Regions from separate parts of the Homo sapiens genome. Here region 1 is linked to region 2. Evidence: chromatin loops called from intact Hi-C (ENCODE). Cell type or tissue: prostate gland. All regions are shown on one strand. Each heading gives the region's core, and the rest is flanking DNA. Links, peaks and the distances in the headings are about the cores only.

Region 1 (5,381 bases), core at 140-5,139, 100 kb before region 2:
TTTTTTAATTTTTTAATAGTAGCCATTCTGGCTGGTGTGAGATGGTATCTCATTGTGGTGTTGATTTGCATTTCTCTAATGAACAGTAATATTGATTTTTTTCCATATGACTGTTGGCCACATGTATGTCTTCTTTTGAAAAGGGTCTGTTCTGTTCATGTCCTTGGCCCACTTTTTAATGGGGTTTTTTTTTTCTTGTAAATTTGTTTAAGTTCCTTATAGATGCTAGATATTAGACCTTTGTCAGATGCATAGTTTGCAAAATTTTTCTCCCATTCTGTAGACTGTCTTTTTACTCTGTTGATAGTTTCCTTTTCTGTGGAGAAGCTCTTCAGTTTAATTACATCCCATGTGTCAATTTTTGCTTCTGTTGCAATTGCTTCTGGGTCTTTGTCATGAACTCTTTGCCTGCTCCTATGTCCAGAATGGTATTGCCTAGGTTGTCTTCCAGAGTTTTTATGGTTTTGGGTTTTACATTTAAGTCTTTAATCCATCTCGAGTTGATTTTTGTATATGGTGTAAGGAAGGTGTTTAGTTTCAATCTTCTGCATATGGCTAGCCAGTTCTCCCAGCACCATTTATTGAATAGGGAATCCTTTCCCCATTGCTTGTTTTTGTCAGGTTTGTTGAAGATCAGATAGTTGTGAGTGTGTGGTCTTATTTCTGGATCTCTATTCTGTTCCACTGGTCTATGCATCTGTTTTTGTACCAGTACTATGCTGTTTTAATTACTGTAACCCTGTAATATAATTTGAAGTTGGGTACTATGATGCCTCCAGCTTTGTTCTTTCTGCTTAGGATTGCCTTGACTTTTTGGGCTCCTTTTTAGTTCTATATGAATTTTAAAACAGTTTTTTTTTCTAGTTCTGTGACGAATGTCAATGGTAGTTTAATAGGAATAGCATTGAATCTATAAATTTCTCTGGGCGGTATGGCCATTTTAACGATATTGATTCTTTCTATCCATGAGCATGGAATATTTTTTCCATTTGTTAGTGTCATCTCTGATTTCTTTGAGCAGTGTTTTATAGGTCTCCTTGTAGATATCTTTCACCACTCTGGTTAGCTGTATTCCTAGGTATTTTATTTTTGTGTGGCAATTTTGAATGAGAGTTTTTTCCTGATTTGGCTCTAAGTTTGACTGTTGTTGGTGTATAGGAATGCTAGTGATTTTAGAACATTGATTTTTACATCCTGAGAAAATGCCATATATTTTTAAGGATCACCTTCCAAGAAAAATCATTAGTTGTCAAGATAGGAGACTTTTCTTCATAATGAATATAAATGTCACATGTTGGCATAGTGAAAGTGTTTGGAGAAATGCTGTTGTTAAAATAGACTTGGTGAGGCTGAGACTTTGAAATCACCTCCCTTTAAGTAAAAGAAAATAGACAATTCAAAATAGAAGCAATAAAGATTCTATCTATTGCATCCATTTAACTCAATGTCCCAGGTAATTGTTGAATGTCTGCCCTCTGGAAGGCACTGGGCTAAGCTTGAGTGATTTATGTGTAGCTTCTTCAGTAGAGCATTCAAAGTCCTTTGTGTTCTTGTTCAACCTAAGGTTCGATACTTTCCTCCAGTCACATCTACAATGATGCTTAAAGTGCAGCCACACAGGACCCTGGGGTGGTCCCAGAATGTGTTGTCTGCCTCTCACATGCCGCCTTGTTGATGAGAGTCCTTCTAGCATCCCCCTTCTCCACATCAGGAGCTGCTACTGAGATCCCAACCTGTAGCTCAAATCTTCTTTCCATGTCAACTGTTTGCTTGCCCCTGTCCCTAGCAAAAGCTAACCCTTCCTTCTCTAGGCTCCTACAGCACTTTGTCCAGTGCCAACCATAGTCTTTCTGTAGATTTTGACAATTGCTCTCTCCAACGTCCTATGTGGCCACAAGAGAGTGAGGTGAGCCCTTCACATTGTGCAATGTGCAGCCAATAGGCATTGTAACAAAAGTTTGTGAATAAACAAATGAGTAGATCTGGAAAGCATTTTGTAGTTTACAAAATGTTTTCGCAGACTTGACGCAATTTAATCCTCACACCAGCCCTGAAGGCTTGAAATTGTTATGAGAGAGAAAGAGACAGAGAGAGAGAGAAAGGAGACAGAGAGTAAAACAGGTCCCTGCCCTCAAAAGGTTTACAAGCTGATGAGGGAGACAGAGATATTGTAAGCACTGGACAGTAATAGAAACCTAGACAAGATACTGCAGAATCAGATTTGGGGGTCAAGAGGTAAAAAAGGTGAATTCCAACTTAAGGGGAAAATAAATAATATTCATTTTGGTTTTTCTATGAGTGAGAGAAATCCTAGCAATAACTTGAACACACCACACAGGGGCAGAAGAAGCTCATTATCATTAGGATTTAATATTCCTCCATGAGTGCGTGCCTGCTCATAATTCTACATTGAGTGGAGATGCCAAAAGAAATGAGGATCCTCACATTTATTGAGTGCCTACTGTATGCCAGAAAGTTTACATGGAGAGAGTTGGTTAATCCTTTAGCACAAGTAATCCTGTAAGGGATTCTTATCTGTCCTCCCCATCTCCTTTCCAAATTCTCTCCACTTCCTTTCCTCCCCCACCGTGATGTGACTTGTCCATTGTCACACATGTGGCCCAAAGTGGAGCTGGCGTTCAAATTCATGTCAGATTCCAAAGTCTAACTGCATTTCTTTCATTTCTTTTACTTTTTTTACTTTTTCTTTTTCACACTTTTAAAATCACACCAATAATACAAAAATACATTCTCATCATTAATAAAGACATTGCAGATAAACACATGTCACCCTGACCCTCACCTAATCCCACCACATGCCCACATATACAAATGTTTCTCTCAGTTTGGTGTATCTCTTTCCAGATGTTTGTCCATGCACTTGCAAACATGTAGATATTTATTTAAACAAAAATGAGTTCACATAGAATCATTATTTCACTGTTGTGATATACTTATTGTCTTAAAATATATCTTATAATTACATACTATGTTTAAAATTTCATGATGAGCAGAATTTGTTTTTGCAAAATAATCCATTAGAGTGGATGAAACTAATGAGGTCTTTGATTGATTATTGTTGTAGCTGGGTGATGGGGTTCATTATACTGCAATCTGCCATAATACAGTTTTAAAAAATACTCATAGACTTCCATTCTCCACTTAGGAGATAGGCAAATGGAAAAAAAAATCGCTTCCATCTTTACAACAACAAATATGCTGGACAACCTGTAAATCTTGCACCTGTTAAAGAACTGAGGTCACAGGGCAACCAACTAATGTGAAATCTAAGGAAATACAGGATCCCCCAAGAAGAAAGGGGAGGTGAGCCCTTGCTTACCTGTGGTAAATCTCACCAGACACTGGTAAGAAAAATCAGCTAAAAATGCTAACAAATTGCTAAAGGACAAATACAGACAGGTGAGAGGATATAGAACTACTGGGAATCACAAGCACAAGGGGAATATGTAGCTGCTAGCTAGCTGTTCTCCAAGCTAGATGATTACAAGAAAGATGGGGTCAGAGCATGAGTGCTGAGAGGCATCACTGATGGTGCTGACCCAGGAGAAAGGCACAGTAGTCACTGTGAGAAAAACATTAAACCCTACCTGGATCCTTTTTTCTATGTCTCCTACAGAACAAATGGCTTATACCCCTGGGGAAAGACAATACACACTCTGTCACACTTAGCACATTGATGGAAACCCATTCTAGCTGGGAGAAGGAACATAAAAATACATTCTACCTTTGCAGAAGGTGCAAGATCACTGTCCCCTGACCAGACCCACAGTTGGAAGTGTGCGATACTGCTGAGAAGGCCCCATCTCCAAGACCCAGGGACACAGTTCTTGCCTCTAAAACTGAGGCTTAGCCAGAACAGGAGAGGATGCCCCAGCTCTGCCTCTCTTTAGAGGCAGAAATGACTTCATGGCCAATGACTTGTGTGATCACACAGCCCATGCTTAGAAGGGTCCTGCATTTGGTTTAATACTCTACTATTGCCATCCTGACAGTTTTAATACTTTCTGAGCAAGGAGCCCTTCATTTTTATTTTTCACCTGCAAACTCTGTAGCACATCCTGTCAACAGGCTACAACAGCGTCAAGTAACAAATAACAGCAGTTTCCAGCTGGGAAAGAGACAAGAGCATGAAGAGAGACTCTTTCTCTCTTTCTCTCTCTGTCTCTCCAGGCATGGCACAAAGGAAAACTTAAAGTCAAGGGTGAAGCAGATATTGACTAAAAAAACCACTCTTTAAGAGCAGCCCATATGCTAGATATGACTTCATTGGTGAATTCTACCAAACATTCAAGGAAGAAATATGAATTACACACAAACTCTTCCAGAATGTAGAAGAGGAGGAAAGACTTCCCAGCTCATTTTCTGAGGCCAGCATTACACAGGTACCAAAACCATCCAAAGAAATTCAACACACACACACACACACACACACACACACACACACACACACACACACCTAGAGAAGAATATCACTCACGGATACAGATACAAAAAATTCTTCAGCAAAAATATTAGCAAATTGTGCCATATATATGTACGTATATGGTAATACATTATTACTAAGTGGGATCTTTTGCAGGAAGTTCAGGCCATTTCAACATCCAAAAATCAATCAATGTAATTAATCACATCAACAGACTAAAAATGAAAAACCATGTAACCCTCTCTATAGATGCAGAAAAAAATAATTTAATACAATTCAACAAGTCTTAAAAAATATTGAATAGAAAGAAACTTTCTTAACTCAAGAAAGGATACGTACCAAAAAAAAAAAAAAGCCACAGTTAATATCATACTTAAAATAGAAGGCTAAATATTTTCCCCAAAGATCAACAACAAGGCTGGGATGCCCCTCCTCACCATGCTTATTTAACATCATACTGGAGTTCCTAGCTAGTTTAATAATGTAATAAATAAATGTCTCTACTTGCAGACAATGTGAGTTTCTATGTAGAAAATCCCAAAGAATCTACCCAAAAAGCTACCAGAACTACTAATTTTCACAAGGTCATAGGATTAAAGGTCAACATTTAAAAATCAATCAGGGGGTGGGGTCAAGATGGCTGACTAGAAGCAGCAATGGTCGGAGGCTCCCACCGAGAAGAAACAAAACAGCATGCAAATCCTACACCTGCAACCAAGATATTCAGGTTCTATCATCAGGACTAACTAGGTGGTTGGCATGACCCACGGAGAGCAAAGAGAAGCAGGATGGTGCATCAGCCTACCTGAGAGCCACACGGGACAAGGGGAGCACCCCCATGCCCAGCCAAAGGAGGCGGTGAGTGAGTGTGCTACCCAGCCTGAGAAATTGTGCTTTTTCCACAGATCTGTGCAACCCACAGATCAGAAGTTTCCAC
Region 2 (5,381 bases), core at 111-5,110:
TTCCTATGTTGAAATCCTAACCCCTAATGTGATGGTATTGGGAGGTGGGGAGGTCTTTGGGGGGCGATTAGATCATGAGGGTGGAGCCACATGAATGGAAAGTTCTCTCATCAAAGGGACCCCAGAGAGCTCTCTCGCCCCCATTCTGCCAGGTGAGGATGTAATAAGACGGCCCTCTGCAACCCGGAAGAACTCAACCTTGCTGGCACTTTGCTCTTGCACTTCCAGCCTCTAAAGCTGCAAGAAATAAATCTCTGTTGTTTCTCCAAGCTAAGACATCTCACATACATTTTCTAATTTGATCACACAGGAGCCCTGCAGTGCACTGCCCAGATGCCCTGGGAGGGCTGGTGCATTTTGGTGTGCCCCCCTCCCAGCAGCAGTGTGCCTTTGTCTCCAACTGCAACCCCTGCAGCCTGCCCTCTGGCTATGGGTCCAGCAGCTTTGCCCACACAGGAGCAGCCAGGAAGGCCAGGCAGTTTGCTCCCTTCCTCCTCCCACATGGTGGCACTGATGACAGGTGTCCCAGCTCCTTTGCCTCCAATGGGCTCTAACAACTTACACCCCGGAGCTCCCTGCAGGACCAAGCTGAGGCTGCCCCCAGCAGGACATTGCCTGAAACTGCTACCCTGGCTTTGCTTCCTGCAAACATCCCTGTTTCCCAGAAGCACTTCCTTAATAAATCACTTGCATTGAACCCTTATCTCAGGTCTGTTTCTGGGGAACACATTGAAAGAAATGGCCCTAACTCCCATGAGAGCTAGATATGTTCTTCTACATTTTACAGATCAGGAAGCTAATGCTCAGAGAGGTTAAGCAACCTGTCTAATATCACACAGCCAGTGAGTGACAGGGTAGGCTTCAAACTCAGTTCTTCTAGACCCCACAACCCAAGGCACTCCATCCTCCATTGATTAATTAGATGCCTGGGATTGCAATTAGCAATCAAGACTTCAGAAGCTGGACATTAACACCAGAGCCTTAGAGAGCTCTCTGCAGCCCAGAGTCATCGTAAACACTGGCCACAGCAGCCACAGCCCTGAGTCTCATCTGCCCTCTCTCCCGAGCCTTGTCCATCCTTTTTCTTGCTCTGTAAGCCAACCATGTGGATCCCAGGATGGAACCCTTCATGTCCATCCAGATAGCCCTGAAGAGGAGAAACACAGAGCCCCAGTTGCTGCAGGGTCTGAACCCAACTGTGACTGTTTCTACCCTGTGAAAAAGATACTTGTTGGGGGAAGGGGGGAGGGATAGCATTAGGAGATATACCTAATGTAAATGACGAGTTAACGGGTGCAGCACACCGGCATGGCACATGTGTACATATGTAACAAACCTGCACATTGGGCACATGTACCCTAGAACTTAAAGTGTAATTTTAAAAAAATAAAAAAAAGGAAAGAAATGAAACTGGTGAAAAAGGGAAATGTATAAACACATACTACAATGGCTGGCTCACTAACTGCAGTCGTCTGAGATACTGCAATGAACAAACTAAGTATTTTGAGACTTTCTGTCGAAAACTGTGATGGGTCACCATGATGGTGACCAAAGAGCCGAGATCCCGAGAAATTTCATTCTTCATACGTGCAGATGTACAAAAAGGACATCTCTCCATTTACTGAGGAAGTTTCAATGTTCGTACGTACGTGGGCAATACTTATACAAAATGTCAATATTGTGATAATGTGCTTTTGTAGAGTCAAATTTGCAAAAAAAGAAAAAAAAAAAGAAAAAGGTACTTGTTATGAAGCCACTGACGAAGGTTTTCTTATATCCATTCAAGGTTTCCCCACCTTGCAGTGTGCTTAGGGTTCCTTTTGTTTGGGGGAGGGGACAAGAACACTACTGGGCAAATGTGAACATGAAAACACCATGTGACGGATGACCAGTCAGTCACAGGCACGTGGCTGTGTGATGGCCCCATGTGACTCCTACTGGCTGGCTCCAAGTGCTGCTAGAAGCTGGATCAGAGGCGGAATCCTTGGTGGGCCGCTCAGAGCCGTGAGCACCCGGGCTCCCTTACACGCATAGGCCTGCAGCATCAGGGGGTCGTGTGAGCTGGGGCTGCCTTCAGAGGAGCTCGTGGCACGGCCGAGATGCCCTCCCTTCTCCCTTACCTACACTACCCTCCTCCCTACCTCCCTCCTCCCTACCTCCCTCCTCCCTCCCTATGCTCCCCTCCTCCCTACCTGGACTCTCCTCCTTCAAGGAGTATTGTTTGTCTGCACCTGTGCTGACGCTCAATTTTTGACTCCCTGGAGGAACATTCAAAATCCTGCCTTGCCCAAGAAACTCCAAAACATTTAATTTATTCCCAAAATTTGCCTCCGGGGCAATTACGAGTTACTGGGCCTAGAAAATCAGTCGGATGGAAAAATGCAGTGAGCCAGGACCAGCAGGGGTCAGTGTGGTATTAGGGATGGGAACAGACCCCGGCAGCCTCTGGGGTCAGTGGGTTGTCGCCCGCTGGTGGCTGCAAAGAAAAACAGAAGAAGCTCTGAGATTCCCCCCAGTACCTTTCAGGAACTCATGTTCCCATACGAGAAATAACCCACAAACCACGAGGTCCCAGAGAGGAAATTAACTGATAACTCCCTGGGATCACCCTGCCCCACCCCCAAAATAAATGCCAAGCAAACCTTCTAAGCCAGAAGCCAGACAGGTGAACAGGCCGAACCCGGTCCTCAGACCTCCTCTGATGGAACTGGGCATGGCTCTGATTTGTTTGAATAAAGCTTTGCATTGAAGTACAACATACAGAAAGAAAACTGTGTATACCGTTCAACAAATTTTGACGACGTCCTCATACTCCATAAATCCAGAAATGGGGCCAACAAGCGGAACATTCTCAGAAACGTCTTCAGCCTGCACCTTGTTGTGAAACTCACTTAAATTGGTTGCCAACAATAACAGTAACAGAAAATTTGGATTTCTGTTTTTTCTGGAGAAAATGGAAAGATTCACACAGCGGCTGCCTGCCCGTGCTTGGAACAGCAGTTCATGCCCGGCCCCCTAGCCCAGGGAAGAGGGGAGCCTGCCCTGTGCCCTCTGTTTTAAAGGCCCTCCCTGTCCTCCTCTTACATGGTCCTTCCCCACAAGGCAAGGACTCCAAAGGCCAGAAGACATGTCCACCTGGCTCTGTCCTCCCCCTTCTAGATCACACTTCTGTACTCAGGACCCCAGAATTCTGTCTGTGTTTGTATTTTTGAGAGCTGACTGCCATGGTTCAGGAGCAGCTGTCTGTGACATGAGGAAAGGGCATGTCCAAGATGTTCCAGCTGGCCGGGCGCGGTGGCTCACACCTGTAATCCCAGCACTTTGGGAGGCCGAGGTGGGTGGATCATCTGAGGTCGGGAATTTGAGACCAGCCTGGCCAACATGGAGAAACCCCGTCTCTACTAAAAATACAAATTAGCCAGCACATGGTGGTGGCACATGCCTGTAATCCCAGCTACTCAGGAAGCTGAGGCAGGAGAATCGCTTGAACCCGGGAGGTGGAGGTTGCAGTGAGCCAAGATTGCGCCATTGCACTCCAGCCTGGGCAACAAGAATGAAACTCCGTCTGTAAATAAATAAGTAAATAAGTGATGTTCAAGCTGTGGATGGGAAGACAAGGGGGGCAGACCTGGGGCCAGGCCCACTGTCCTGGGCTCCACACCCCAGCACAGCACCCTAAAAAGCCACTACTAGAGTTCACAAGAGAAACAGACCAATATAGTGTGTGTGTGTGTGTGTGTGTGTGTGTGTGTGTGTGTGTGTGTGTGTGTGTATGCGTGGGGTTGGGGGAGAGAGAGAGATTTATTTTAAGGAATAAGGAATTAGTTTGTGCAATTATGGGTCCTGGCAAGTAGGGCTGGCTGAAATTTGTAGGGCAGGCTGGTAGGCCAGATATTGCTGTCTTAGGTCCACATTCCACAGGGCAATTGCCTGGAATCTCAGGCAAAGTTTTTGTGCTTCAGTCTTGAGAATTCCTTCCTCCTGGGGGAAAGTCTATCCCCTGAGGCCTTCAACAGATTAGATGAGGCCCAGCCACATGATGGAAGGTCATCTACTTAACTCAAAGTCTAGTAACTTAAATGTCAATCACATCTAAAATATACTTGCACAGCACCAGCTAGGCTGGGTTTGACCAAATAACTGGGCCACCATAGCTTAGCCAAGTTGACATAAAAGTCACCATCACAGATTCCCAGAAGGCTATATTCAAACCCAGCCTTCCTTCTAGGGTGCAAAGGTGCATCTGTCCAGGTAAAAGGAGAGAGCATATTTTGCTCACAATTCATTAGCTGAATCATATCTTTAAAACGTTTCGACAAATGGCATGTTGTCCTGCATTTGTGCAGTAGCCCTGGACCAGCATGAGTTAATGGAAGCCTCCCTGAAACTCCAGGTTGTTCTATAGCAGCTGGCTTTAGCTTCATCTTGCCTGTCTGGCCCTGTAGGTGTTGTGTTTGCAACCCTAGACTTAAAGAATAACAGTTGGGAGAGGGATAGAGGGGATGAAATTATTAGCCAGGCTATTAATTTCAGACTGGTTCTAGTTCTGTGAATATTTATGAAATCCCATCAAAGTCACCCTGCCCCCACCTTTGTATTGGCTATGGTGGTGGGGGATGGGAGGTGAGGGATTACGATTCTGTTTCCTGGGAGTACAATGGAGGAACATCCTATGGATTTAAGGAGATGATGTCAGCAGCAGGCCTTACTCACAGTGTGTGCTCACAGACCCTAGCAATGATTGCCACTGTGGGGGCTCACTGCTCAACAGAGCAGCCCACCTCCCACTAACACCCATTCCCTCATGGTTGGAAGAGTTGGGCAGGGCCTCATCTGCCTTAGAGTTCTTTAGGGAGCACCTTTCTCCTTGTTTAGTATTTGGGAGGAGGCAAGAGAGAGGAAAGTGCACTAAGGAGAGGCCAAGTCTGGCCCACTGCCTGTTTTTATAAATAAAGTTTTATTGGAAACACAGCTACACCCATGAGTTTAGTCCTTGTCCATAGCTGTTTAAGTACTGCAATAGGAGCTGAGTCGTTGCAACAGAGGCCATATAGCCAGCAAAGTAAAAAATAATTACTGTCTGGCCCTCTATAGAAAACGTTTGCCAACCTCACCAGAGAAGGTAATTCTGAGAATTAGCCCTTCCTAAAGACCAGGCAAGGTCACCTGGCTAGTCCAGCAGGAAAGTCTCACTTCTTCACCTTCCCTTTTGTCATCTTTGGGGGCAGCTGCCCCTACGGAGCTTAGGAGGAAGCAGTTCGGTACACAGCTGGCACAGAGAAGGCAGCCCCACAATCATTTGTCCTATCATCCCATCTTTACCCCAAGTAGGTCACTTATCATTAGCCCTTGGGTTAACAGAGACAGACGGAAGCAGCCTT

What was found. Hi-C counts contacts between places; a loop is a spot of excess contacts. Peaks named below come from ENCODE experiments on the same cell type or tissue, not always from the same donor. Only the 100,000 strongest peaks of a DNase experiment are listed, where the experiment ranks them.
Region 1: a loop joins it to region 2, with 12 times the contacts of the local background. A loop is called at or near these places in 61 of 110 quality-filtered maps.

The regions. Positions count from the first base shown.
Region 1 is chr14:95,996,491-96,001,871 of GRCh38, forward strand. No RefSeq gene overlaps it. Among named protein-coding and RNA genes, the nearest start is that of C14orf132, 40 kb to the right of the region's middle. RefSeq lists an enhancer at 5,066-5,381. In prostate gland, for the core only: a CTCF peak has its summit at 2,334; no DNase peak of the experiment used is centred there.
Region 2 is chr14:96,098,331-96,103,711 of GRCh38, forward strand. LOC124903374 (a long non-coding RNA gene) reads left to right here. Exons shown (of 2, transcript XR_007064321.1): 2 at 311-703. Among named protein-coding and RNA genes, the nearest start is that of C14orf132, 62 kb to the left of the region's middle. In prostate gland, for the core only: CTCF peaks have their summits at 579 (motif pointing left) and 2,403 (motif pointing right); DNase peaks (open chromatin) are centred at 601 and 2,431.